Linked DNA regions of Homo sapiens: all the other regions are linked to region 3. A link is a loop called in an ENCODE intact Hi-C map of the cell type or tissue named here. Cell type or tissue: ascending aorta. All regions are shown on one strand.

Region 1 (4,000 bases), 230 kb before region 3:
CAGACTTCACCATTACAGAGTATAGCCATGTCATAAAGCTATACTTTGTAACTCCTAGATTTAGTCAAATGTTTTAAAATACATGCATAATACACTTGGCACTGCAGTCCTGGAAGGCGACAGGAGTAGAGTCAGTACTTAGGAAAGGCAAGGTGATGGCTTTGTCAAGCTCACAACCACCTCACACAAACTCCAGGTTGAGCCCCGTGGTGTCTGCACAGTAGAGAGCAGGATGCTGAGTCTGTGCCAGCCCCAGGCCCTGCAGCCTCCTGCCATTCCTGGAGGCTGAGATAACATGGGGGGACCCAGAGCTCACCTCCTTGGCCCCACCCTGCCTACCTGCTCTACCTTTGATAACACACCACGAAGGATGCTAGGAAAATCCGGTTGCCTCAGCCCAGTGGGAATTTGCTCTCAAACAAACAAAGGCCTGTTTGTAGAGCTGGAGTCCATTTAGACACAGACACAGACCATTTAGGATTATATCTGACTGTTTCTGACTCTTTCTTTCTTTCTTTCTTTCTTTTTTTTTGTTTTTTGTTTTTTGAGACAGAGTCTTGCTCTGTCACCCAGGCTGGAGTGCAGTGGTGTGACCTGGGCTCATCGCAACTTCTGCCTCCCGGGTTCAAGCAATACTCCTGCCTCAGCCTCCCAAGTAGCTGGGACTACAGGTGCCTGCCACCATGCCCGACTAACTTTTGTATTTTTAGTAGAGATGGGGTTTCACCATATTGGCCAGACTGGTCTCGAACTCCTGACCTCATGATCCGCCTGCCTTGGCCTCCCAAAGTCCTGGGATTACAGGCATAAGCCACCACACCCAGCCCTGACTGTTTCTGAGCAGCAGCCACTGAGCGGCTGTGCCCTGTGTCAGTTCCCAGGCATCCCCAATCCTGACATGAAGTCTGAAGCTCTGACGGTTGTGGTTGACAGACAAAACTCACCCACCATGTTTCTTTCTGCTGTGTTTTTAAATTTACTTTCAGGAAAAGGCATGTGGTGTCCAAGACACTTGGGAATACACAGATGTGTTTAAACAACTTGGTTTCTTCTCAGGTTCTGCCTTAATTCAATAATCCATTCACTCTTTCATTCAATAAGCAAAGGATGTTCGGCAGAAAAAAAAAAATTCTGAATTCTGAGACAGTACAGCAAAATGAATCATTGAGCATTGGGACTCAAATTCTCCAAGGTGGGAGGGCTGTGGAAAGCCAGTGCCTGCTGTACAATCAGCAGCCAGAATGTAGGCTGAGGGAGGTAGTAAAACAGCCTGTGCCCATCCATTAAGAAACAGCTGAGCTTCATAGGGAAAGCTTGTCCATAGCAAGGAGGTGGAGATCAGAGGAATCGGTTTCAGCCCAGGCCATCTAGTTAGGACTGGTTTAGTTTGTGGGCCACAGACTTCCTCTAGCTCTGACCTGCCACCCTGCAGGAAAGAAGCAAAGGAGGAGGAATCTGTGCTGGTGACTCAGGGCACATTCCCCAGCAAGGGAGAAATAATTCAGATTACATCCTCCTGCTGTTGGATCAGGGCAGCGCATTTCAATTTAAGCCCATACAGCCAGAGACAGGTTCATGTAGAATGGAATAAATTAATAAATATGCTGTTGTTTAACTGGGAAAGTGCTCTGGCCTAGGGACGGCTTGCTGAATTTCCTCCTGGCACACACTCAGGAAACAAAAACATCGAGGGAACTCAATGTCTGATTCTTGACAGGGTCAAGAAACAAGGACCGTATGGCATTGTTTAGTGGTTAAGACTTTGTAGCCAGGTTGCATGCATTCAAAATCTGACCCTACCACCTACTAGTTGTGGTAATAAAGGGTGAATCACTTACCTTCTCTGTGCCTCAGTTTCCTCCTCCATAAAATGAGAATGAATATAATGCTCCAACAAATAGACTTGTTGTATTAAATGATATTTAAATAAATAATAATTAATAATTAAATAATACATGAAAAGGTCTTAGAGAGTGCCTTAGCATGATGTACCTGCAATTGAAGTCTTGGCTATACCTATTACCAGCACAGTGTGTGAGATAAAGAGTTTCAGGAACTGGAATGCATGCTTCAAACAGCCAGTGGGGTGCCTGCTCCGGACTCTCTGCCTCCACATCAGGGGATTCCTGATCAGTGGCGAGCATGCCAGGGCTTGGGGAGGATGTTCTTGGAGCTAGATCAACTTGCCCTAGATTTTTCGGGGTCCAAGGCACAGTGAGTAGAAAGGAATGACCCCAAACCTGGCCAGAGCAGAAGAGGGGGAGCCTCAACAATGAGATGGAGTAGGTATCAAGGTACTAGAATAAAATCAACTTCTCAAAAGTCGTATTTCCACTCTCTACTCTAGGGGTCTGGGCAAGATGGGTTGTTCCACCAGGTGAGGTGTGTCAGGCCATCTCACATTTTGGCCCCAATTCAGAAACCTGCCCCCTCTGCCAGATCTATGGATTGGCAACTGCTGCCTAGGTCTTGATCTACCTTTACCTCCATCACCATGAAATCTTCACCTAAGAACCTAACTACAGTGAATAGGTATAAGGTGCTTAGAAGCACACTTAACCTTTCGCAGGGCCTTAAAATACAACAGACATGCACCTGCCTTTCTCGGGTGACCCTCAGCATGCCTCCAAACATCCACTCATGCCCCAAGCCTGATAAAACTGGCAGAAGGTCAGAGGGTTTTTAGAGATGTCTAAACATCTCACAAACGTGTTTGTGAGAAGTAAGAGAAGAATATTGGATTACACTTTATGCCTGTGCATCTACCTTTATCAATGTTTCACACCAACAAGCACATGTGTGATAAAAGGCAATGAGGGAGGGAGTCAGTGGCAAAATTGTGTTATAGAAACTATCTTGGGGTGAACAGAGAAAAATAGATCATAAGTATGACATACATATGCCCATAAATCATTTCTTTTACAGAGAGAAGGATAAGAGATTTGACATTTAGTCATGGGGATATTCTGTTCTTGAGTTACATGCTCTTACAAGATGTCACATGTATTCAGTCCTCATAATTACCATATGAGAAGAAGTATTACCATTTTACACTTCAGAAAACTGAGGCCAAAAGTCCTACATGCAGCCTCCACCCACAAGGAGGTTCCTTCCTAAACAGACAATCCACCCTAGCATCACTGAAAGAAAACAAACAACAAAAGAAAATACAGCCCGTACATGATAGAGCTGACCAGCTACTTTATTTTGCTTTCTAGAGGCAAACAATTAGTTTGAGCTGTTGCCGAATTTCATATGAACGGGGCTGGTGAGGGTGGGGGAGGTTTTCCCTTATACACTATTTTAGGAAAACTCATGATTGAATGTAATTTCTGCAGCTGCCATTAGAAAGCAGGATGGCAGCCACAGCGTCTAGGAGAACAGCAGGGCGGGCTAAGCCAGGGTGCAACTGAGAAACCCAGGGAAGAGAGCAGAGCCCATGCCCTAAAGTGACACCAAGGTCAGGACCCAGCCCATAGAGAAAGTGGTGGGGGAGAGTGTGGACCCCTTCAGCCCCCACCTAGGAAGGGGGAGCATCCCACAGAGTTCCCTGTCGCGGCGGAACCTTCTGTATCTTTGTTCTCTCTCCGCCACGGCTTGTAAGTATTAGCCTGATGTTGTTTACTTCTTCTCCCAATCTCTCCAAGGAATATGATTCACACGTTTTCAGATTTATTTGAACAAAATGCAATAAATATGCTGCTTCAATTTTAACTGCTGGCCTGTAGCCAGGGTTTTTAATGAATCTGGCCTGTGCTACTGAAGTGTTCCAGGATCTCCAGGGCTCTGGGCACTGTGAGATTATACACATTGGTGCGCGCACACACACACACACACACACACACACACACACACAGAGAGCTCTCACTCCACCCCCACCCCTACCTCCCCACCTCCCCACCTCCTATTCCCCGGAGGGCCAGTGACTCACAGTCAACGGCAGGTTTTCAGAGCCGACTCTGGTAAAAATTAGCAGGAGCCTTTTATTGTTCAAGGAGAG
Region 2 (4,000 bases), 670 kb before region 3:
TGAGAAATGCTGCTTTGAACAAAATCGGCCTGATTTCTTTATCACTGGCCCTTGCTGAGACTTTATTTCATAAAGAAGTACTGCGAATCTTCAAGAGGAAGATACTGCTCTGTTTTTTCAGGGCTTATTTGATTATAGAAACCCCTGTCTGGTTTTTTTTGGCATGCCTAGGAACACCTCTCAATACAGGGTTCCCTGGAACCCCGTTTCAGAAACACTGGACTAGATCAGTGATCTCCAAGTTCTCAATTTCCAATAATCTGTGGTTCTATAGATCATTAGTTCTCCAACTTCCTTTTAAAAAATAAAGTACTCTTAGGCTGGGCGCAGTGGCTCACGCCTGTAATCCCAACACTTTGGGAGGCCGAGGCGGGCAGATCACAAGGTCAGGAGATCGAGACCATCCTGGCTAACGCGGTGAAACCCCTGTCTCTAATAAAAATACAAAAAAATTAGCCGGGCCTGGTGGCAGGCACCTGTAGTCCCAGCTACTCAGGAGGCTGAGGCAGGAGAATGATGTGAACCCGGGAGGCAGAGCTTGCAGTGAGCCGAGATCGCGCCACTGCACTCCAGCCTAGGCAACAGAGCGAGACTCTGTCTCAAAAAAATAAAAAATAAAAATAATAATAATAATAATAAAGTACTGTTGAACTCCCAGTATTGGTTTAAATTATATTTATTAAAATGTTACTTAAATATGAATATACATAAACTACCTATAAATCCCTTATGCTTCTGACTCTTATAGAACTATAAAAACCAAACAAATGTGCAAACGAATTCAAAGAAAACCAATAAAATTAAAATTAACAACATTAATTTAATGTGATATCATTTTGTTGGAATTATATCATTGCTCACAATGTGCATACTGTATGCTCTGTTCCAATGCAGTTCAACAAATTTATTACAATGTGCCACAGGTGACTCGATCCTCACACCGTTTTTTTTCTCTATTCAAATTCCAGGAAGGCTTTATTTGCACAGCTCTTAGGGATGCCGTTTGCCTTCTTATGGTGGGAGCACACAATTTATATATTTTTTATACCTCTGTATTTTTTTTTCTTATTACTGGTAAGCATTAGATAGTTCTTTGTATTACTGCAATAATAAACACAAATAGAAAGAAAGCTATGAATATTGCGAGTAGGTAATTAAGTAGCCATCCAAACATCCAAAATATCCAGAATGTCTTTGCTTTAGATTCACATGATCATTAGACTAAAATAAGACACTTTAAAACAAGTATAAAAATAAGAGATAGTTGGCAAATCTCTTTAACCTTTAATTTTTTAGAGCCCATTTTAAAAGTGCCAACTACAGATGCTTGTAGTTCTCCCACATGAACTTGAAATTCCTCTACAGAGTCTAGCTCATTTCTTTTCTTCCATTCTCTTCCCAGGAACCAAGGAGTTAATAATACTCATGAAGATGATGCTCCACCATGGGTCCTAACCACTTGTCTCTATTTGGGAAATCACGGCCATGAATGTTTCCTTCATAAGACTCTATGTAGAAATTTGTGTAGTGTACTGTGGCTTCTGCAGACTCCCAGTTCAACCTCCAGTAAGAAAGGGACAAGTCTAACAATCTCTCTAAAATGACTCTCTTAGATTGCCCATAAAAAAAATGTCATTAATTCGGACTTAACTGGGCTATGAAGAGGCCAGTAGGAATTAGAGAAGTCCTTTCTCTTCACTGTCTAGTAAACATAACAATTCAAACCAGCTTAACGAAGTGTGAAGAAGCAGAGATCCTTTAATGGCCTGCTTTAATGAACAGGTAAGAACATTTTAAAAATAGCACAATGATTGTTTTCTTGCAAATTTGATTCTCTACTATTCTATTAAGCACTTTAATTATCTGCAATCTTGTTTACCCCAGTAATTTGCTAAGAAAACCTTTTCCTTCCTAGCAAGAGTAGAAGCAACATTTAGCTCAGGCTGGTCCAAATAAGCAAGAGTTTCAAATTAGTAGCATCTGATTTAATTAGATTTTACTAACAGCCAAGTCAGGAAAATGCATTAACCCACTTAGCCCACTAGGGGTTCCCTTTGTGTTCTGAAGTTAATCGCTGCCATTTACTTCCTTGCCTGTTGCGGCCTTCCTGGCTGCTTTCTCATTTACAATAGGGTGGGCAACTTTTTGACAAACCTCACTCAACCTCACCAGCATTCCCAGCTCAGCAGATGGTGGATGAATGGTGATTTGGCTGTCAGTCTGCATGATGACATTAGAAGGTCACCAAAACGCCACCCGGACCAAAATCATTATACCTTTTTGTTTGTGCAGCAAGTCCGGAAGGAGCTATCGCATAGACATACTCACCATTAACACTACTTCTTGAGGACTTTTCGAGTTAGCTCACTTTTTACATCCTCACAGTATCACTTTTTCTCTGTTAGTCACACATTCCATGTACATTAGCATGTAGTGCTTGTTTCTATTAACTTAAATTTCTGAGAGGTATGCTGCATCTTTACCACGACGTGGCTTGGAGGACAGAAGTTCCTTTTTCTTGCATTTTTGTTCAGACCTCCCTCCTAAGCCTGTGGCACAATGATAAACCTGGGATCATAGAGTTGCTACCTTAGGATAGAGTAATTGTGAGGTAATACTTTTTAAGTGTTTTAAACAGTATCTAACTAAGAGTTAAGTGCCCAAGGGATGTTAGGGAATAAATAAGTGTAGATACTTCAGTCATTAACTTCTATTATCAGGACCTACGCTTTCTGATTATTCACTCACTCCACAAGCATGATTTGTCCTCCTACGTGGTGCCAGCCACTGTGCTACACAGGAGATGACGTAACAATGAAGACAAACGTCTCTCCTCTCAAGTGGCTTTCGGTTGGCAAAGTAGCTATAATAAAGTGAACTCATTCAGTTCCCTACTCCCAATCTCAAAGAAATCGTTACAAAAAGGGGGTGGGCATTAATCAATACGATTTGTAATATTATCCTGGAGAAAATTAGCACAGTTGGGAAAATTTATATTTAGGAGAAATTATTTCAACCAATCACCAGGAAGGCTTTTTTTTTTCCTGAATATAATATTAATAATCTGTACTAGGCCTAAAATAATGTTTATTTTATTCTCCTCTGGTTCTAAAAATACACAATGGCCTGAAAGCCAAAATCTAACTTGTAATTTTCACAGCTGAATCATATTCATTTCCTTCCAAATCGGATACTCCTGGGCACTGCCACCAAAACTCAACAGCAGCCCAACTCGAAGCCCAAAAGCTCCCCTGGGGAGGGGCTGGGGTGGTTGCATTCCATTTATAGCAAGATGAAAAAGAACATCTCTAAAGTAGAGGATATTCAATCAATAGACAGAAAGATGGGGTAGAAGACCTTCAAAGCTCTTTCCAATCCCAGATCCCATTGAGAGGTGACAGCGTGCTGGCAGTCCTCAGAGCCCTCGCTTGCTCTTGGCACCTCCTCTGCCTGGGCTCCCACTTTGGCGGCATTTGAGGAGCCCTTCAGCCCACCACTGCACTGTGGGAGCCCCTTTCTAGGCTGGCGAAGGCTGGAGCCCACTCCCTCAGCTTGCAGGGAGGTGTGGAGGGAGAGGCGCGAGCGGGAACCGGGGCTGCGTGCAGCGCTTGCGGGCCAGCTGGAGTTCCGGGTGGGCGTGGGCTTGGCGGGCCCCGCACTCGGAGCAGCCGGCCAGCCCTGCCGACCCCGGGCAACGACGGACTTAGCACCCGGGCCAGTGGCTGCGGAGGGTGTACTGGGTCCCCCAGCAGTGCCAGCCCACCGGCGCTGCGCTCGATTTCTCACGGAGCCTTAGCCGCCTTCCCGCGGGGCAGGGCTCGGGACCTGCAGCCTGCCATGCCTAAGCCTCCCACCCACTCCATGGGCTCCTGTGCTGCCCGAGCCTCCCCGACAAGCACCACCCCCTGCTCCACGGCGCCCAGTCCCATTGATCACCCAAGGGCTGAGGAATGCGAGCTCACTGCGCAGGACTGGCAGGCAGCTCCACCTGCAGCCCCGG
Region 3 (4,000 bases):
CAGATGGTAAGAAGGGATAATGTAGCATAGTCCTAGGTAATAAAAAACTTACAATATTAAATAATACATATTTTATATAGTGTATTGTTAGTATTAGTATCTTACAGTGATGTTAAATTTAAACTGTCTTTTCATAGGCTTACCTCATTTCAAACCTCTCACTAACATTGCAGAGTAGAAATAACTTTTGTTGTTGTTGTTGTTGTTGTTTTTGAGACAGACTCTCACTCTGTCGCCCAGGCTGGAGTGCAGTGGTGTGATCTTGGCTCACTGCAACCTCCGCCTCCCGGGTTCAAACAATTCTCTTGCCTCAGCCTCCCAAGTAGCTGGGATTACAGGTGTGTGCCGCCACACTGGGCACGGTGGCTCACGCCTATAATCCCAGCACTTTGGGAGGCCGAGGCAGGCAGATCACGAGGTCAGGAGTTCGAGACCAGCCTGGCCAAATATAGTGAAACCCCGTCTCTACTAAAAATACAAAAACAAAAACAAAAACAAAACACCTATTGTAATCCCCATTTTTTCAGAGGAGGGGAATAAGACTTAACAGAGATAAGATAGCTTGTTCAGACCATCCAGTTTGAAAAAGAAGAAACTAGAAACTCAACTCTATATACCCCAAAGGACTGCCTTGCCTGCAGTGACAGGAAAACACCCATGATACAACCAAAGATGTTTTTCAGAGTGTCAGATTAACAGAACATCAAGTTTAATGTGTAGGTTCTTCCCACCCTGACACCCTCTAGAATTTCAGCACACCCAATATAAAATCTGTATTCAAACACAAGGTAAATTCTAAGGCTATTTCGGCACTGTTAGCAGAATTACTACTTTGTTTTAAAGGTTGTTTCAACACCAAACTCCCCGGTACAGTCAAAATTTGATTCTTTCTTTAGAAAAATTGATTTATACACATTTTCCATAAACACATCTATTGTATAAAAAGTTATATAAGTTTGCGAGAATTGAGCAAGTAATGTTGAAGAAATGCTGATAAGGAGAGTAATGGTGTGTGGCTTCCTTCAACGGATTGTGGAGGCCTGGACCTATGACCTAAACATCCTTGGGTTCTGGCCTCAGTTACTTATCTGTATTCAGATTTAGATGTGGGAGAGAGATTTGTTTTACAAGCATTTGTTGATTTCTCTGATAAACATATATAACTCTGTCTATTCGTTCTTCTAGAAATACAGTACTCCCCTTCTCATTCAGTAGTTCAAGTGAGATCTGTCATGCTCTAACAGATCTCACCCCCTGAACAAACTGGACCAATTATAGAATCTTAGCCTGCTGACATCAGTTGGTTATTCTGTTAATGTAGGCCTTTTTTTTTTTTTTTTCATATTAACACAGTCAAAGCACTTCTTCAGCATTTTTGAACTCAGGCTCCAAAAGAAATTCTCTGGTGCTGTGATACGAGGCACTGGAGTTGTAAGCAACCATGTCTCTCATGACCAAAGAAGCTCATCTATGTAGGAGAGAATGGAGCTGACACAGACAGAAGCATTGATGAGAGAGGAAGGTGGTGGAATTACAATTCCTGATTCCTGGTGTCCCTGGGGCCCATAACATCCATGCCCTTCCAGCATCCAGTTGAGCTCTTAAGTTCTCCTTGTGCCTAAACTGGCTCTGGTTGAATTTGTCAGTAGGGAGCAAAAAAACCCCTTTCTATCAGTGAGGTTCTGAGAGTATATGTCAATAATCCATTGAGAAGATGGTAGCAGGATAATTTAGATTTGTGCAGTAAATGCTTAGCTGGCAAGAGTCACTGATTGGAAGAGGAAGGAAATGTAGGGAGGTGGCAAAAAAGCAACACCCTCTCTCAGTTTTGCCAAGGAAAAACTGTGCCTTAGAGAAGAAAGATCCTCCAACACAGAAAAAAGTCATAGTCATTGTCAAACCCATTTTATCGTCCCATAGCAAATACCGGATGCTTTGATTTGATTGTTATTTCTTCTGTTCTTGAGACATGAGGGCCTGTCTGAGGTTCATGAAAGGCACTAGTGCATGCAGACAGTTCCTGATCCCTGGGCAGAAGGGATTTGAGCTTGATTATTCTTATCCCAGCATGAAACAGGAGGACTTGGCCTGTTCCCCCCGAGATCTCAGCCCTCATAAGACCCCTGGACCACAGAATGTGGGACTAAAAAAGTTGGTTGAGCTTGTTCAAACAAAGTCTCAATTTCCCGACAAGCAGTTGGAACTTGGGGTTACATGTTGAGGTAGACTTCAGACTATTTTAATGGCATGCAGAGACATGGCTCTCCAACCAATTGGCATTCAGGAAATGTTTATCAGTTCTGACAGCCACAAGTTCCACCCTGGCCAATTTTAGCTCCTGTGACTGGAAGTGACTTGGATGTTTGAAATTCTGTAAAACACAAGCTAGTTTTGAAATGGAGCCACAGAACTTCAACGGTATTCTGGCTTAGCTCTTAGGCAATTTAGGTCAAAATTCTCCTCTCTCTTCTAAACAGGGAAAAGCTTCCCTGAAAGGACTGGTGATAAATTTTCAATAAATCTGCGGGGTGGAGGGAAATGAGAGAAGAAATTTTTAAATGATTTATGAACCTGAGTGAAATGATATTTTCATTGCTGTCCACGTTCCATAATTTTTCTCTTTTAAATTCCCTTTAGTGCCTTTTCAAGGAAATAGAAGAAAGGAGCCAGCGTCCTTTGGGGGTTACCTCTAAGATAGCAAGCACAGCACAGGACTACATATACACATGTGTCTGTTCATGTGTGTAAGCAGCTTCACTTGGGAGCAACCGATAACTCCATTTATAAGCGTGTTTGCCTCAGTATCAATAGAGAAGGAAATATATTTTATATAAGTACATTTTTGGAGATGTTTCCTTCATTAAAAACTATTATAAAATTTTTTTTGCATAGTCATGCTCCAGCCTTTTTTTTTTTTTTATCTGCCCTGTATGTACATGCAAAGGGTGGAGTATTGCTAACTGTGTGTGTGTGCCTGTGTGTGTGCTGAACATGCGTTGAGCAGCTGCTCTGGGTTTGTGCTATTTACTTTCTAAGCATTGTTTTTTTTTTAATATTCTCAAAAATTCTTGAAACAACTATTATAAAACATTCATTTGAGAAAAGACATAACTGATCTCAGAGAGGTTGAGTAACTGGTCTGAATTTCAATGAATGTGTGGTCTTTTAAGAAACATCTGGCCTCTCTGATTTTATCTCCTCTTCTGTCTGATGAATAGTCTCTCTCCTTACATCCAGGCACAACCCTTGACAGCAATGAATGGTATAATTCCTTTAGAAAATATCTATTTGGCCAGGCATGGTGGCTTACACTTGCAATCCCAGCACTTTGAGAGGCTAAGGCAGGAGGATCGCTTGAGTCCAGGAGTTCAAGACTAGCTTGGGCAACATAGCAAGGCTCTGTCTCTACTAAAATTAAAAAATTAGCTGGGCATGGTAGTGTACACCTGTAGTCCTAGCTACTAAGGAGGCTGAGATGGGAGGATCCCTTGTGCCCAGGAGTTCAAGGGTGCAGTGAGCTATGATTGTGCTGCTGTACTCCAGCTTGGGTGACAGAGCAAGATTCTGTCTCTAAAAAGAAAAAAAAAATGTTGAATTCATTCTATGAATCAGAGTCATTGACTAAATTATCAACCTAATAGCCACCAGAAGAAAAGATGGACCCTCACTAAGGCCAGATCTTGGATTTGAAATGAAAGTGGAATGTGAACCCACATGTGGAAACTCACACATGTGATATGATTTACTAACAAACATTGATAACACTACTGAAAATATGGTCACTTTAAAGAAACAAGTGACTAAAATCAACAAAAGGCACTTAAAGCAGTACTAATGAGCATCTATATCATGTTTTTCTGCTCACAGCATTAGGTCCAGTTTGACTTTTTGGCTTTAGATCATGAGTACCATTTACAAACACACACGCATGCACACATTTGGGGCCACATTTTTAACTAGTCCTCTTTGGTATTTTAATCTCGTTTTATTCCATGACTAC
Region 4 (4,000 bases), 370 kb after region 3:
TTCTCAGCTGCAGAACCCCAGCCCTGGCCCTGCAGCAGAAACCAGAAAGATAAAGCCCCTGGCCCACTGGCCACCAGCCATCTCTAACCCCAGCCAGTCCTCAGAGGACCCAGAGGAGGTGGTGCTGCCTCTGACTCCTGCCCCACCCAGCCTGACCCGCTGGCCCCAGTGAGTCAGTCTCCTCTCAGCCCAGATCAGACTTACTAACTTGGAGCTGCCAAGAAAACTCTGAGCCACCCCTAATAAAAGCCGGCACTCAGCCAGGCTCTTATACAACCCAGCCCTGAGTAAGGCACCTCTCAGCCCAGCTACTGGACTGTTTACCTGCCTTGTCTTCTTAGTGCCCAGGTGTCTCCTGGATTCCTCCCCTCCCTGATCTCCCTGATGTGTGATCCACCAGTCCAGGGGCCTCATCTGTCCCCATTCTGGCAGCCTGACCAAACATCCACCTAGCCCCACACACCTGATTTTTCACCTTCAGAGTCTACCAACTCAGGGATGAGTGAAGCCAGTGCTCCCAGGGACCCAGCCTGACTCACTCAGCAAGGTCCTTTCAGAATGATGCTGTCACTGAGATCCTGGTGGCAAGATGGCAGAGAGTCTGGGGTTGTGTTTGGTGAGCCAGAGTGAAGGACAATCAAGCAGACTGCCCTAGAAAAATGAAGGCTTAGGATCAACCTCTGAAGTGCTCTTAGGTGGGAAAAGGAGTCCCTGTATCCTGTGCAGGTATAATGGACAGAACTGGAAACAGCAAAGAGAAAAAGTCCCAGGGACTTGATGTCAGCTCCACAGATACAAGGGTTTCTAGTAAGCAGGGCTGTTCTCAACAAGACCAACCTGCCTCATGGGAAAGGGACCCCAGCCAGGAGAAGCTAGGTATCCAGAGGTGTTAAAGAATGGATTCCTTCATCATTTCAGAGAGGACATCCCTCTTGGTTCTAAGGTTGTAGAAATTTATGGAAACTCTCCTTGCATCAATTGCAAGGTCTTAGGCAAAATATATCAATCCAACTAATATTCTGGAGAACCTGCTAATCACTTTTACTTCTCCAGAGCTGCTGTGGTCTCAATAACTGAGTTGGTTAGAAGATGAAGTAAGGCCAGGCACAATGGCTCACGTCTGTAATCCCAGCACTTTGGGAGGCCCAGGCCAGTGGATTACCTGAGGTTAGGAGTTCAGGACCAGCCTGGCCAACATGGTGAAACCCCGTATCTACAAAAAATACAAAAATTAGCCAGGCGTGGTGGCAGGCGCCTGTAATCCCAGCTACTCGGGAGGCTGAGACAGGAGAATTGCTTGAACCTGGGAGGAGGAGGTTGTAGTGAGCCGAGATTGCACCATTGCACTCCAAGCTGGGTGACAAGAGCGAAACTCTGTCTCAAAAAAAAAAAAAAAAAAAAAAAAAAAAAGAAGTAGTAAATGGGGCCATTTGAGATTCATCCCCAGATGACCAGGGGACTGGTATACTTAAGCCCAAGAGACTAGGGATAGGGAGAGAGCTTTGACTCTGCACTAATTCACACCAACAACTCAAGAAATCCCTTTGAACATGGGCCCCTTACATCCCAGGGCAGCAGGAGCATACGAAATAGGCACAGCCCCTCTTCACTGGGCATGGGCGTGTTTCTGCAATTCTACTGGAGATGGATGATCTTTAGGAGAAAATAATCAGGAAAAGAATTTCAAAATTAGTACAATAGAGCAGGAGCCACAGTTTTTCTAACCATTGGAAGAATTTGGGTCCAAACCTAGACACTAAGGACTCCTGACAGTCTGGTTCTCACACCCTAGTTTTGTCTTTGATTGCCTGCTGACATCTCTCCCATGCTGTAGCAGAGTCCATGCTGGGACTTGCTTGCCCAAACCATGTATTTTCTCAGGCATTTCTCTGGAGTGTGCTCCTCTTTCTCACCTGCTTAGCCAAGTCCTGACATGGAAGCTGAGCCCAGTCTCCCCAGGGCTGGGAGGGCAGGGCAGCCGCTCTGTGCTCTCTGCACCGCCCTCTTGCCCTCTGCCCTTGTGCCTCCTGCTCAGGACACAGTGCCTGCTCACTGCTTCTCCTGGGCACTCGAATGTGAGCCCTTTGCAGGCAAGGACTGGGCCTTCCAGCAATGATCCCTCCAGGGTAGCCCACAGGCGAACGGTAGATATTCAACAAGGAGGGTTCTTACAAAGAGGATGGAGGAGCTGGTCTGTTTTGGGAGCCCCTTGCCAGACATTTGAGGCCTGGTTTTTGGAGAGACGTGGGACTGATCCAAACAGCCTCTCTGTCCATATTTCTGAAGGAGAAGAGGAGGTGTGGGCAGCCAAGGAGAGTCTGAGTGCGCCAAGCAGATCATTATGTGTTCTTGGAAGCAGGTTTAATGGACTGGCGCTGAGCTGAGCTGGGAACGGGCTGAGGCCCTCAGCCCGGACGTGGCTCGGGCAGGGATTTCACATCCAGTTCTAACAAGTGGCGACGCCTTATGGAAACTTTTGAAAGCTGTTCCGTTTCACACCAGCCAGCTTGTACTTCATCTGGCTGCTCCCACCCTCTCTCCCTTCAATTTGGGAGCACGAGAAGAGGGAAAAGTAAGATCACTAAGCGCCTACTATGTGCCAGGAACCAAGTCAGCAATTTCACTGTCCTGAGAAGCCTACGTTGCCCTTCGGAGACATGGAGGCCCACGCGGCCCCGAGTGGCAGAGCAGGGAGGCAGGAGCAGCCCCACCTCACAGCCTGTGCTCCTTCCGGATGCGGAGACTTGCTCTCCACAGGGCCATTGGTGCTGCATGTCTCGCCCCCTACCCCAAAGCCAAAATTCCCCGTTGTAACAGAGTAAACATTCCCGTGGCAAAGGAACGCTGTATTCCCTAGAGGAGGTGCAAGGCCCTGTTCCTGCAGAGGATACATAGGATTGAGAAACACAACAGCGGGCTGAGGCCCTGGACCCAGGCGCTCAAGGGCCAGCCACTCGGCTGTGCATGGCCCAGCCAGGCAGTCAGAGTAATGGAGAGCGCAGTGGGGAACTGGGTCTAACCTTGACTCTGCAGCAAACTGCTCATTTTCTGGGTCCTGCAAATGTCACAATGAGGTGAGCTTGCTCTGGAAAATGCTGAGAGCAACATACACATGAGAAACAATTCCTATTTTGCTTTTCAAGGACATGATTTATCTGTAAATGGAAATATTGTCTGCATACAGAAGGGACTCAAAGGTGGAGTACCTTTTTGGAGAGTACCCTAGAAAGAACTTCCCTTGTGCAATAATAATAATAAAGGGATTTTTAGGTGTAAGGCTTTCTGTTGGGTGGTATAAATGCAGAAATTAACAAGGTAATGGCCCCTGTTCTTACAGGGATTATAAAGTAGACACATTTTTTTTTCATCAAAAGAAATATAAAAATCTTTAAATTCTTACGGTTAGGAAATAATTTCTGAGTATACCCATTCTCAACTCCTACCTGTATACTTCAGCCCCACCACTTAAAAGAACACTATATTTCCTTGATTATATGATGTATATTATTTTCATATTTTAACATTTCTAAAATCAGGATGCATCTTGAAATTATGAATGGAAGCATTTTCTTCTTTCTTTATGATACATAAAATAGTGATCAATCTTACAGCTGATAACATCTTAGATTCCATGAAATATGTTTAGGAAAAACCTTTATCATTACCACTTTTCAGCTAGACTTTTAATAGATTTCATAGCCACTGAATTTAACACAAGGCCTTTCCGGAACATATCTAGTTCATCCAGTTGTATAGTGTCATGCAGATTGTGTGTCTAGATATCTGATTGCCCCTGCTTACTTTTCATATGGTTGGCTTGGAGGGAAATTTTTACCAAGGGCCAGGGATGCTGTATCACCTCTTGGCCACCAGAGGGAGAGAGCGCATTGGAGAGGAACAGGTTCTGGGGCTTGTCGGATTTCACTGTCTCCTAAACCTTTCCAGCATGCCCCCTCTATGGCAGTGTGCCCACCCCTTACTGAAACCCTACCTACAGGGT
Region 5 (4,000 bases), 77 kb after region 3:
ATTTATCTCTGTTCCTTGTGTCAGGCCTCTCCCAAGGAGCCACCATTGTGTTAAACATCATTCTTTAGAGTCTTTCTCTCAGCCAGCTATATCCTCCCTGAAAGTATTTGCCCATAAAGATTTAACAAGTCTGGGAAGGACAAAGGGAAGACGAAAGAGAAATGGAGGTTTAAGAAGTATAAATTCCTAAATCTGACCATATTTTTTTTCTCTCCTTCTTTTGATTGTGTTTGCTTTCATTATGGCTCTTTCAAATTCTGCTTTATATTAGGTTGAAGCCTCTAAAATTGCCGTTTTTGTAGTTCAAAATCAGTTAAACATTAGCAGTTTAATAGGATTCAGCCTAATGACATTGAGTCAATGTGTTCTGGGGAGACCAGGGATGTCCCACAGCATCCTAGCACTTCCTGTGTGCCACCCGATTGAATTAAGGTTCCTATCTCAGTGGACTTGTTTGCCAAGGTAGATTCCAAACACCAGTATGTAGTCTCAGCCCTGCCTTCCACCTCCCAAGACCAAAAATGCATCCTGTTTTCTGGGGCATTTGCACTAACAGACATTGAGAAGTTGCAGGTTTTTCTTTGGGTTTTCATCACCCTTCTCAGAGATGACTGTTGAACTACTCTTAGTACTGCATGTAACACGCATGCACTGGAGGGTTCAAGTTTAATGGCCATAGGGAAGGAAGGCAAAAGAGAAAATGTGAAAGAGACGTTATAATTTGAAAGCACAAAAACCCTTTCTTTAGTGGCTTGTGGGGTATATGCCCATCTATTAAATTGGAGTAAGCTTCTCAAAGATAGGTATTGAACTTTCCATGCCCCATATATTACTAGAAACATAATAGCTGTTCAGTAAGTATCTACTGAGTCAAAGTAGAACACTCTGTTAAGGATCCTCAGTAGTGAACCCATAGCAGTGGATCCAGAATGTCCCTTCTCCAGGCATTTTTTTAAACCACGCCATGGTGGCAGCCACTGTTTCCTTGTACTTGTGAAACCAGCTTTGATCCAAGTTTCTTCAATCTTTTTACTCTTTTTCTGCACTCAAGCAATCGCCAACGATTATTTTAAGCAAGATTCACATCTCTAAGTCCTTTTTTATTCCTCCCCCAAGGACTCTAAAAGCAAAGAAAACAAGAAGTCAGGAAAGTTGAAGCCTCTGAACTCCATCCTGGCCTCACCCCATCACCTCACACCCTCCTAGCTTCTGCAGGATAGGCTCAGCTCCCCTTCCTCCCCCTCACCCCACCCCCTGGGGCTGTTACCCTATCCCAAGGAATTCCAGCAAGTCTTGGAACAAAGACTGGCAGCACATGTAATGCCCTGTCTGGACTGAGACTAGAATGCAATTAGCCAGGGGAGGTTGTGAAATTTGTTTTTAAATGCTATGAATGTTTTATCTCCTGACCCTCACCTCCATAACATTCCCCTTTCAGCCACCGCCCCCCACCCCCGCACACACACACACAACCCCTTCACACTGGGTCTTTGCAAAGTAAAGTATGACCTTTAGATTGAGACATTCTCTGTTGCAATATGTTGGAATATGTTTCAACGCCGTAACTCGAGATCTATTTACTAAACTGTTTGGCACATTCAGCACATCCTGGGGGAATTGTTGGCGGGACCTGCGGTGCGTTTTTCACTCCTCCCTGATGCATTACCAGACATAAGGTCATCCCAGTCTAGCAAAGATGGGTGCTGTGCAGGGCTCATTACCTCGCAGCAAGCCAGCCAGATGAGGCCGTGGGATGTTTTCTCTTCATCATTCAAGCTTGAAAGGAAACTGTCAGCCTCCACTTGCTCTTAAAACAATGAAAATTTAGGTGACAGTGCTCTCATTAGCTCAATGGAAATGAAGGTTTCCAGGCAAAGACTTCCCTCTAGAAGTCAACGGGTGAGTCTCAGCTTCTGAGGAATGGGTGGTGTCAACGTCAGTGACCCACACTCGGATGACCAGAAACTTTCAGGATACACAGCTTCTGAGCTGGGGAAAATGGGCAGATTTTAGATAGGTGACAGGTTTTTTCACAGCTGCCCCTTTGCTGGGAAATGGATATATTCATAAGACTGTCTTCTTGTGACTTACATACATTCACATGACCAGAAAACAAGCAAGGGTATTATTACACTGGTGAATCCTCTCCCTAGGAGAAACTCAAACAAAAGTGCCAAGTGTCGATCCTGTTCTCCAGAATTACATTGCAGAATTTCTAATCTAAGAGGGTTTGGTTAATATTTGATGAACCACTTGGATAATGCACAGAATTATGGGAGTCCTAGTAATTGCTTACATTTGTGTAGCACTACCTTCTAGGACATCCATATGCATTATTTTCTTATTTGATCCTCGTAACAGCCGTGTTTAATGGTCTTGGTGAGTATTCAGTCTGTTTTTATAGAATCATAGGAATACTAGAAGTAAAGGTGACCTAAGCTGTAATCTTGATCAATGGATGCTAACCAGGGATGCATGTTAATTTATCCAGGGAACTGTTTCCAAACCTGTGTGCCTGTGTTCCCCTCCCCAACAAACTCCTCAATTCTTCCTGCACCCTCCAAAATACACATACAGGGTCTGGATCAGTGAGTGAGGGGTGAAGTCCAGGCATAAATACTTTTTAGAGAAAAATACGCCAAGTGATTTCAAAGAACATCCTGCTTTACACCACTGCTCTACATTCAGGCTGATCATTCAAGCAGAGATGTGATTTACTCAGAGCCACAAACAATGGCAGAGTTGCATTCACACCCACCCAGGCCTCCTGATTTCTAGCTGGATGGCCTCTCTTTCACACTTTCCTACCATCTTTCTGAATTAAAAAGGGAATTACCAAAATGGTGCCATTTGTTTTAAACTGTCTTTTTTCTAGCCAGAAGAAAAACAGTAAGAGATGGTCTGTCCAAAATATACATATGAGTAAAATTACAAGCACCACAATTCTCCACCTGAATGCAAGTTTTTCACAGGTTTTACTCATCAGTCCCAAAATTTGGCTAGGATCCTCATAAATGATTCCCTTTTTCTCTTGGTGGCACCTCCTTTGGATTCTCTATATCTTCTCAAAACTACAGGAGTATACCATTGAATGTGGGAATCATATTATCAATATCTAAAATGTATAGGAAAGCTACTGATGAAGAAGAGGAAGGACTCCAGACTGCATATAAATTATATTGAGGAGAGGAGCAAAAGTGCTTCTCCCCAACTCCTCTGCCCCTTCAACCATTCCTTTTGAGTCATCTCCCCTACCCTCCTGGAACTCAAAGAAAGAGAGGCTAATGGAACTATGTAGAGGTAAGGTCCTTTTTGCAGACCATTTTACTAGTGAGCAGGGTTACTGTGTGAAAGGGCAGAGTGCTTGTCCTTGTGCTTCCTGCACCCAAATACTAAGGCACAGAGGCTGGCCTTTCCAGGCACGCCTCTTTCCTCATACAGGTTGGATGAGTGGACTTAGGGCAGGCTCTACAAATTTCCTTCCCCCAATTCCTGTCCAGGAGTAGGAAGCCTCGTTGAAGCCTCATGCCTAGACTGTATTTTTTAGTCTAGATTTTAGTAGAGGGTCTTACATGAGGGTGAGGATGGAGAGCAGGAACATAGAAAGTCAGTTTTCCTACAACAGCTAGGACTTCACAGAACCAGACTTTTCCCTTCTCTATTTGAGATATCTCTATATATCAATCAATCAATCAGTCATTCTATCTATCTGTCTATCTCTCCATCCATCCATCCAGCCAGCCAGCCAGCCATCTAGCTAGCTTTCTCATTAGGAAATTCCTGGCAGTGGAGGGAGTGGAGAGTTACCTAGCTCTCCTCTTAACAAAATATGCTCAACCCAAGATGTTCCTGATTTAAGCAAGGTTCTAAGCACCACAATTCCCTATTATGAGCTAGCTATCCCACCTACTTGGTAGGAGCCATAATGTAATTAGTATATTTTTTTTACTCTTGAAGAATGTGCATTTGGGCTCTTTTTCTAGTAATAAGGGCCTGCAAA
Region 6 (4,000 bases), 390 kb after region 3:
GCCTTTTTGAAATTCATGGTCATTCATTAAAAGCAGACAATTTAAACACATCATGCAACTTCAGGTTTTGCCCAGCAGGTCACTGAGTGTGGATGATGTGGGGTATTTGGTGTCTAGGGTGGCTGGTGCCTTCCAGAGGAAACTGAAGCTAAGGGAGATTAATTACCTAACATTGTTCCTTCAGCCTGTATGCATAGGAGTGAGTCAGGATTTGCACTAAGCTTCATCTGTCTCCAACACCCATTCTCCTTCCAAGGAAAAGATGAAGAAGACAGAGGGTACAAACAACTGAAGGTTCTATTTTCCCCTGGCAGTTTCCAGAGTAGCTCTAAGTATTTTTGCTGAAACTAGACCTGCAAATTACCCATATGCCATTGCAGCCTCCTCCTAGAAGGTCAGTCTTCTAAAATGTTATCAGAGCCTTGAACAATAGTCATTGTACACCTTGGTGATTCAAAGGCAATACATTACATTTTGTTTAGTTTTCTTGGTTTAAAAAACAAGGAAATATTTCCACTATTTTATAAAGTGTTTTACTCAAAATAAGTTACGATATTTTTAAAATTTGTTTCTCAGAGGTGTAAGCTTATGAAGCAGATGACAATAAATTGGCAAAAAAAAAAGAAAAAGGTAAGAGCTGAAATTGAATACCTTATTCTATTCCCTATCCCAGATCATTGGAACACTGGAGTCTCAAGGGGGCCAGGAATGCTGTGCCTAGGAGAGGAGGCAGTGGATGATACAGTGGCCAGAGCTGCTGAGACAATGTAGACCTCAGGATGTCACAGGGATTAACCCTCTGTCTCTTGCATCTTCAGCCCAGTTCTTTCTAGTGCCTTGAATTCCATCTTCAGCAAGTGGGACCTCCCGGTCTTCACTCTGCCCTTCAACATTGCAGTCACCTTGTACCTTGCAGCCACAGGCCACTACAACCTCTTCTTCCCCACAACACTGGTAGAGCCTGTGTCTTCAGTGCCCAATATCACCTGGACAGAGATGGAAATGCCCCTGGTAAGTTACCCAGCGGTGATGAGTTGAGACCCCCATATTCCACTGCAGACCTTCTCGCCAACCAATTTGTGGACTATCCATGCTCTCAACTTCTCTAGAAACATCTATACCAGATGATGGGCCTCAGCAGGGTATCAGAAAGGGTTGCTGCCACATCCATAGATCCTTTCAACAGTACTTATTGAGCATGTAACATGGCCTGGACACTTTTTCAGATACTGATAATACAAGACAATGACATCCTGCTCTTAGGAAGCCTACATTCTATACGGGGAAACAGATAACATGCAAGTGAACAGATAAGCGTTGACAGTACAGAACTGTGGTGGTTGAGTGAAAGATATTAGATAAAATGTATAGTCAGATAAAGGGGCAAGATACTAAAATAAACATTTAAAATTGGGATTTTAAAGGCATTAGCATAGAAGACAGAGGGTTAATTTTTATATACTCTCTCTCTTAGTGGTTCTCAGGCAGGGATAATTTTGCCCCTTGGAGACATTAGGCAATGTCTGGAGACATTTTTATTGTCAAGACTAGAGAGGTCCCCAGCACGCTGCTCCCAGGCCACTTCCCTCTTTCTCTTTGAAACAACAGAGAAAGGCCTTCCTTTTCCTTTTTGTTTAATCAGCTTATTGTTGCTATATAAGAATTATGAGGAGTGTGAAGAAGGCCTGGTGCTTAGTAAATTTCCATGGCACACCTGACTGCCCTTCACACCAGGGTGTCAGCTGCGGCCTGGGAGCAGCGTGCTGGGAGGGAAGGCCGCCCTGGGGCACAGCTCACCAGGCTGAAATATAGATCCCAGCGGAGGAAGCTTCATTCTAAACCCAGGCTCCATTCCAAGGCCACTCATTCCCTCATTCCTCTCATTCTTGACCGCTTGGGCTTAAAATCTGCGTTCCCGGATGGAAAGGTGGACGTGAACTCCCCTCAGCATCCCGCATTCCTCAGATGTTGGCAATCATGGGATATTTATTAAATAGACTTCCAGCCTGTTCCCAACATTTAAGCTGAGTTCCCTGGTCTGGTACAAAGTGTTTTCTGGGTTTCTATAAATAAATATGATTGAGTACCCCTCCCTTGCCATTCCTTTCGCAAGATTATAAACTCTGGTCCAAACAGCATTTGGTTATTAAAAGACCATTCATTCAGAGACAAGAGTGAGCAAAGTTTAAGAGCCCTCTAGGCTCTTCAAATACTACTCCCTGAAGAAATCATACTTATTCCAGAATTAAATCAAATTGTCAAAAAGTACAAAATTTGGTCCAAAGGGAGAAACTAAATTATTCCCAACATCTACAGCAACGTCTACAGTAGATCATCTATAACTAATCTCCCATCGCACACTAGACTCACCTGAGGACCTGCCATGCCCCATATCAATTAAATCAGAATGTCTAGGGAAGAGCTGGGCATCAGTATTTGTTTAAAGATTCCCAGGGGATTCCACTGTACAGCAAAGTTTGGGAACCACTGACCTAATCAATTCCTATTTGTTAAGCACCTATGGTGTACCTGGGCATAAAGGGCCCTGTCCTCACAGAGGTCATGTGACCTGGCAATGGTGAAAAGAACTACAGAGTCTTAAAGCTGGAAGATCATCTGCCAAGCCAGCCTCTTGTTACAGACGAGGATGTGACATGCTCACAGTCACACAGTGAACTGTGCAGAGCCCTGATGGAAGCTAGAGCCCTCTACTCCCAGGCCAGTGCTCTGCCTGCCCTGCCATTCTCCCTCCTTTCTTTTTCTGCCCTCAAAGGACTCCAAAAATATCGACAATTCAGCCTGGCCACAGAAAAGCCATCTGTCAGCACTGCCAAACAAATTCTCCCCAATTCCAGCACCAAGTTACTCTCAGGCTCAGGGATGTCTGGGCTTCAGGCCATTCTCCAGATGTGCCACATACTACCTTTCTACAATGCTATGCGGTCTTCGAGAGCAGGGGGCATGCCTACTGCTCCTTTCCAAAGGCTCACAACCCCCCAGGGTAGCAGTGAATGGGCAGGGGCCGCCAAAGAGGACGTGTCAGCAGTGGCTTGACAAAGAGACAGCAAGGGTGACAAAGACCTCAGACCTGAGCTAGGGGTCAAGCTCAGAGCCTCTAGCCTGCACTTGACCAACAACAGGCTGGGTGACTTTTAGTCAAATCATACATCAAAATGGCCTACTGTATTTTCAATATTCCTAGAATATTTGTATGGATTTCAGAAGGTCTAGAGGAAATCCCCGAGAGCCCTGAAACTCCCAGCGGCATTCTAGGGAGGAGGTGCATTCTGGTCCCCTCAAAGCAGAAGCCGTATGTTCCTCAGAAGCATCCATGCCCAGCCCATGTTGGGGGCCCTGGCTTTGCATGAGGGATGCTCACATGCCTGCTGGGTGGTAGAGTGAGGAGCTGTTTGTTCCAGCTCATGCCTCCCATGTTCTCTCACATGCTGGAGGGTACAGTCATCCTCCCGTTCCACTCCATTACTCCCCCGAGGAATGGCTCAAATCTGGCCCTGAGTCTGGTTTTTGCATTATTGTCCATGCTCCAGTGACCTGTATTCTGTTAACTTTGCAGCTGTTACAAGCCATCCCTGTTGGGGTCGGCCAGGTGTATGGCTGTGACAATCCCTGGACAGGCGGCGTGTTCCTGGTGGCTCTGTTCATCTCCTCGCCACTCATCTGCTTGCATGCAGCCATTGGCTCAATCGTGGGGCTGCTAGCAGGTAGGACAGAGCTCCCTCTCTTCAGGTCCTCAGGATAATTCACTCAAGGTCACTTTTCCCCTACATACAGCAAATCTTCCAGACATTCTCTTCCCTGCAGTTTTAAATACTTTCAGGGAGACAGGCACGGTGACTTATGCCTGTAATCCCAGCACTTTGGGAGGCCGAGGCACATAGATGACCTGAACTCAGGGTGAAAACCCATCTCTACTAAAGAAAAAAAAGTACAAAAATTAGCTGGGTGTGGTGGTGGGCACCCATAATCCCAGCTACTTGGG
Region 7 (4,000 bases), 270 kb after region 3:
CCATCATCAAATAGATATTGAGTCCCTAACAGGTATAAAGCCTCAACTAAAATCTCAAAAATTCCTTTCAGGAATATGAGTGTGCTACATGTGACTGTTGGCAGATCACCTGATGGAGACTTAGGATAATGGGTGGTGCAGGCTGCGAGTCCATGGGCATGCCTTAAACACACCCTTACCTTATGTCCCCCTGTCCCTGACCCAGTGCCCGCAACTGGGCTTTTACATGGTACTAAGCACTAAATAAATACCTTTTGAATGATGGACTAAATGCATTTAAAGTTGCATTTATTTCTGTTCTTTTTGATTAAAATGTATGGAATAAACTTTGCATGTCAAATGAGCTAGATCTTTATAGAGAAGTGTTTTTCTGGGCGTTTCCATCCTAAGGAGGTATGGCCCATGAGACAAGAAGCAACATGGTGTCCTGGAAAGAGCATGAAATTTCAGCATCAGAAAATGTGGGTTCTCACACATCTAGCTGTGTGACCTAGGGCAGTTACCTCAACCTCTGGGAACATCTATTTCTTCCTCTCTAGACCAGAGAGAACAATCTATCTAATTTGTGGGTTACCATGAGAAGATAAGGGAAAGGCTTACTAAGTGGCAAAGCCCAGGGCATATACAAGCTGTTAGGATCATGATTATTATTATGACCGAAAGTCTGCACAGGTGACAGGGCCTTGGTGATTGGGTGCTTCCCCAGCAGTGGGAATGGGTGGGCCTTCCTCCTCCCACCAGGTCCTCTGAGATACTCTAGAATCTTAACAGCTGGCCCAGGCAAGAGTAGTGTCTATGACCATCCAACAGGCCCACCTATGGCCTGGAAACATGACCTGCACCTCCCATCACCTCAGTTCTACATCAAGTGACCTGTCAACAGTCATATTTTTTAAGGGAATTTCTGAGAGCTTAGTTGAGGCTTTAACCTGATAGGGACTCAATGCCAGTTTGATGATGGGCTTTGCTTCTACATCATCTTGATTATCCTTACTGATGGAGAGTTGTGCTAGGCACTGAGTCCGACAGGGTTAAATGACTCATTCCAAGCTTACAGCCAAAGCATACTTGCAGTTTCTGGCATTGTGCTAAGGACTACTGGGAATGCAGAATACATAACTCAGAAAGAGTGCACAGGGTTAGGGATAGAGACTCACACAAGACAGACACTCAGTAACTGGATAGTACCATAAGCAGGATACAGCTCAGGGACCAGAGAGAGTAACACAAGAAAGGTACAAAAAAGACTTGGAAAATTGAGAGAAGCCAGAAAGAAGAGAGAGGACATTTAGATATGAGGTATAACTTTGGAAAAGACCTTCAGAAAGTAACCCTGTTTCCTTTTTCATTTTTTTTCTTTTTTAAATAAAATTACCTTTCGAGGAAACAGATTTACATATGAGATTATGTCTGGCTCAAGTGACCTTTAAAATCCATTGTATTCCATAAACCAGCAAGTCGCAAGATTTAATGTGCATCAGAATCACTTGGTGAGTGTGTCAAAAATGCAGGTTCCCACAGAATCAGAATCTCTGGAGCTGGCCCTCATAAATGCATTTGTTCTAAACAGCCAAGTGATTCTGGGACTCAAGCTGAGGGAGGCAGGAAGGGGTGTGGCTGATTGTGAGTGGGCATATTCATCCAGAAAGTAAGAGGTATTTTCCCAGAGGCCTATGGGGTAACTGGCCTTAGACATCGTTACTCTTTGAGCTATGTTTCATTTGAGGGCAGCTTGCCATGGAGGAAAGCGTGCTGGACTGGGAGTCAGCAGACTCATGTTCTAATCCTGCCTGGACTATTTGCCCCTTGGGCAATCTAAGGCAGTCTAAGGCAGTTATGTGCCTTTCTGACCTTCAGTTTGCACATCATATCAGTGGAGATCACCATCCTTCACGTGGGGTTACTGTGGATTTCAAATGGGAGCATGCATGTTAAAGCACCTTAAGAAATAGAAAGTGCTGTAGGAAAGTTGGCAGCGTCAAGTTCTGGGTATGATGTGTTGTGAAAAGGAGGCATTTTTTTATGTTTAGCCTTGCTATCCAAAACAGCTAAGCCCTAGAAGCATAAACACTATAAGCCCATGAGAAAATGTCCAGCTTGCAGTAATAAACTCGAGAAGGTAACCCCGGAAGGTGCACCCTTGACATTGCAGACCTGGGAGAGTTTGAGCCCTGCCATCCCCAGAGCGGCAGCTTCCCGGCACCATCCCTCAGTCCCTGCCTCTCATTCTGCTGGAGATGGCCCCGAGCTCAGGGCGGGAGCAATCCTACATAACTCACTACCCAGAATGGAAATGCCACATAGCACATTTAATTCTGCACTGACAGTTCTCGGGAAACAGGCCTAGTTCTCCATCGACCTCTAAAATAGATGATGGTTTTGGTAATAGCACTTTCTTCAGGAAATTCCATTCATGTTCATTCATTTATTTTAGACCACAAATATTCATGAATTTTGTACAGTGTGCTTGTTATTGTGGTTGTTGTTTGTTGCGTGAAGATTTCTGTTTGCTTGCTTGCTCACTTTACTCAGGCTCTCATTGGATTCCCCAATTCTTATTAACATGTGGATCATTAGAAAATCATATCACCAAACCAGCTATACCCTGTTGCCTTGGGCAATAGAAGTCAGAGGCCATTTTGCTGAGGACACCTGGTTTAAGCATCTGGGTTGCCAGGGGTTCCCATTTCTGCTAAGTTCCAACGCAGAGCATGCCATGGCTTGGCACGCATGCAACCAAAAAACTGATCTCTCCAAGTCATGGGTGAGAGGGCAGAGTGTCTTACCATGACCCCATAAGTGGTCTACGGCAAGCTGTAGTCTGCACTGGTCACTGGTGGGGTGTGGGGTGGGGGTTCTCCACTTTCTCAGCTGGTGAGAATTGTAGTTTACACTCAATTTGAGAAAAGGATTAAATAAACAAAGGAGGGAAATGCCAAGAAAGTTCCTCCAGCTCCAGCCCCAGCCCCTATGCTGAGTCTGGATAACCCAGCCAGACACCTTGAGATGTGGATAAGTATCACAAAGACAGGTCGCCCAGGGCAGGAGCAATCTATACTCCCATCACCAGGTTTTTTTTTTGTTTCTTTGTTTGTTTGTTTTGAGATGGAATCTCACTCTGTCACCCAGGCTGGAGTGCAGTGGCGCAATCTCGGCTCACTGCAACCTCCGGCTCCCTAGCTCAAGCGATTCTCCTGCCTCAGCCTCCTGAGTAGCTGGGATTCCAGGCACATACAACCACACCCAGCTTTTTTTTTTTTTTTTTTTTTAAGTAAACACGGGGTTTACACCATGTTGGCCAAGATGGTCTTGATCTCCTGACCTCGTGATCAGCCTGCCTTGGCCTCCCAAGGTGCTGGGATTACAGGTGTGAGCCACCACACCCAGCCACTAGTTATCATTCTTTAACCCCACGAAATCTCCCCTGTCTTTGGAGACCCAGTGCAAATGATACATCCTGCCTGTAACCCTCCCCACCTGAGACCTGCCTTTGCTCTGACACAGCAACTGCCTGGATCTCCACTGAGGGCTTCCTTTAAGGGCACTATTTCACTTTTCCCAGGTCGTCCAGATCTCTGGCCACATTTGTTGAGAACTTACCCTACACTAGGCTGTTTGTGTGCCTTTTACTGTTTAACCCTCACATCTGTCCTTTGAAGAAGATTTTGTCATCATTTTCAGATAAGAGAATGAGAGATGCAGAAAAATTAAGAAAGTTGCCCCAAAGACACATAATTTGTAAAGTACGGAGTTGAATTGAACCTCAGGACTGGACACAAAACTGGAGCTCACCTGAATACTCTGGGCTGCCTCTAATACCTGTCTTTCCTGGCTATTGTAAGGATTGGCAGTAACAAGTATAAAGCACCTGGATGGAGCCTGGTCCTTAGTGGGTGCTCAATAAGTGATCCTTATTACTACTATTACTTATTCTTTACTATTCTCAGCCTTAGACTGTGAGACTTGACTGTTTACAGACCTGTTTTCCTCTTGAACCTTG

Evidence for each region. Hi-C counts contacts between places; a loop is a spot of excess contacts. Peaks named below come from ENCODE experiments on the same cell type or tissue, not always from the same donor. Only the 100,000 strongest peaks of a DNase experiment are listed, where the experiment ranks them.
Region 1: it touches region 3 in a loop (2.0-fold over the local background); 2 of 110 quality-filtered maps call a loop at or near these places.
Region 2: a loop joins it to region 3, with 2.3 times the contacts of the local background. A loop is called at or near these places in 2 of 110 quality-filtered maps.
Region 4: it touches region 3 in a loop (3-fold over the local background); 4 of 110 quality-filtered maps call a loop at or near these places.
Region 5: it touches region 3 in a loop (2.5-fold over the local background); 11 of 110 quality-filtered maps call a loop at or near these places.
Region 6: it touches region 3 in a loop (5-fold over the local background); 3 of 110 quality-filtered maps call a loop at or near these places.
Region 7: it touches region 3 in a loop (4-fold over the local background); 8 of 110 quality-filtered maps call a loop at or near these places.

The regions. Positions count from the first base shown.
Region 1 is chr18:45,012,912-45,016,911 of GRCh38, forward strand. The region is part of intron 4 of SETBP1 (SET binding protein 1); the gene reads left to right. Among named protein-coding and RNA genes, the nearest start is that of MIR4319, 45 kb to the left of the region's middle. In ascending aorta, a CTCF peak has its summit at 1,521; DNase peaks (open chromatin) are centred at 1,440 and 3,890; H3K4me3 peaks cover 694 bases; H3K27ac peaks cover 3,101 bases.
Region 2 is chr18:44,577,163-44,581,162 of GRCh38, forward strand. LOC124904290 (a long non-coding RNA gene) reads right to left here and starts at 2,791. Exons shown (of 2, transcript XR_007066347.1): 1 at 2,329-2,791; 2 at 801-1,101. RefSeq lists an enhancer at 1,895-2,396. In ascending aorta, a CTCF peak has its summit at 2,029; DNase peaks (open chromatin) are centred at 2,789, 3,239 and 3,892; H3K27ac peaks cover 1,832 bases.
Region 3 is chr18:45,246,378-45,250,377 of GRCh38, forward strand. It overlaps a transcript of SLC14A2 not described here. Among named protein-coding and RNA genes, the nearest start is that of SLC14A2-AS1, 260 kb to the right of the region's middle. In ascending aorta, no CTCF peak of the experiment used is centred here; a DNase peak (open chromatin) is centred at 2,324; H3K27ac peaks cover 3,911 bases.
Region 4 is chr18:45,617,289-45,621,288 of GRCh38, forward strand. The region is part of intron 1 of SLC14A2 (solute carrier family 14 member 2); the gene reads left to right. All of the region lies in intron 8 of LOC105372093 (a long non-coding RNA gene), which reads right to left. Among named protein-coding and RNA genes, the nearest start is that of SLC14A2, 3.8 kb to the left of the region's middle. In ascending aorta, CTCF peaks have their summits at 2,468 and 3,861 (motif pointing right); DNase peaks (open chromatin) are centred at 213, 2,293, 2,753 and 3,923; H3K27ac peaks cover 3,619 bases.
Region 5 is chr18:45,323,309-45,327,308 of GRCh38, forward strand. It overlaps a transcript of SLC14A2 not described here. Among named protein-coding and RNA genes, the nearest start is that of SLC14A2-AS1, 180 kb to the right of the region's middle. In ascending aorta, no CTCF peak of the experiment used is centred here; DNase peaks (open chromatin) are centred at 1,273 and 1,563; H3K27ac peaks cover 1,145 bases.
Region 6 is chr18:45,636,172-45,640,171 of GRCh38, forward strand. SLC14A2 (solute carrier family 14 member 2) reads left to right here. Exons shown (of 20, transcript NM_007163.4): 6 at 819-1,011; 7 at 3,575-3,722. LOC105372093 (a long non-coding RNA gene) reads right to left here. Exons shown (of 10, transcript XR_935423.3): 8 at 652-986. Among named protein-coding and RNA genes, the nearest start is that of SLC14A2, 23 kb to the left of the region's middle. In ascending aorta, no CTCF peak of the experiment used is centred here; DNase peaks (open chromatin) are centred at 1,900, 2,645, 2,975 and 3,420; H3K27ac peaks cover 4,000 bases.
Region 7 is chr18:45,520,246-45,524,245 of GRCh38, forward strand. It overlaps a transcript of SLC14A2 not described here. Among named protein-coding and RNA genes, the nearest start is that of SLC14A2-AS1, 18 kb to the left of the region's middle. In ascending aorta, no CTCF peak of the experiment used is centred here; DNase peaks (open chromatin) are centred at 1,076, 1,706 and 2,256; H3K4me3 peaks cover 465 bases; H3K27ac peaks cover 4,000 bases.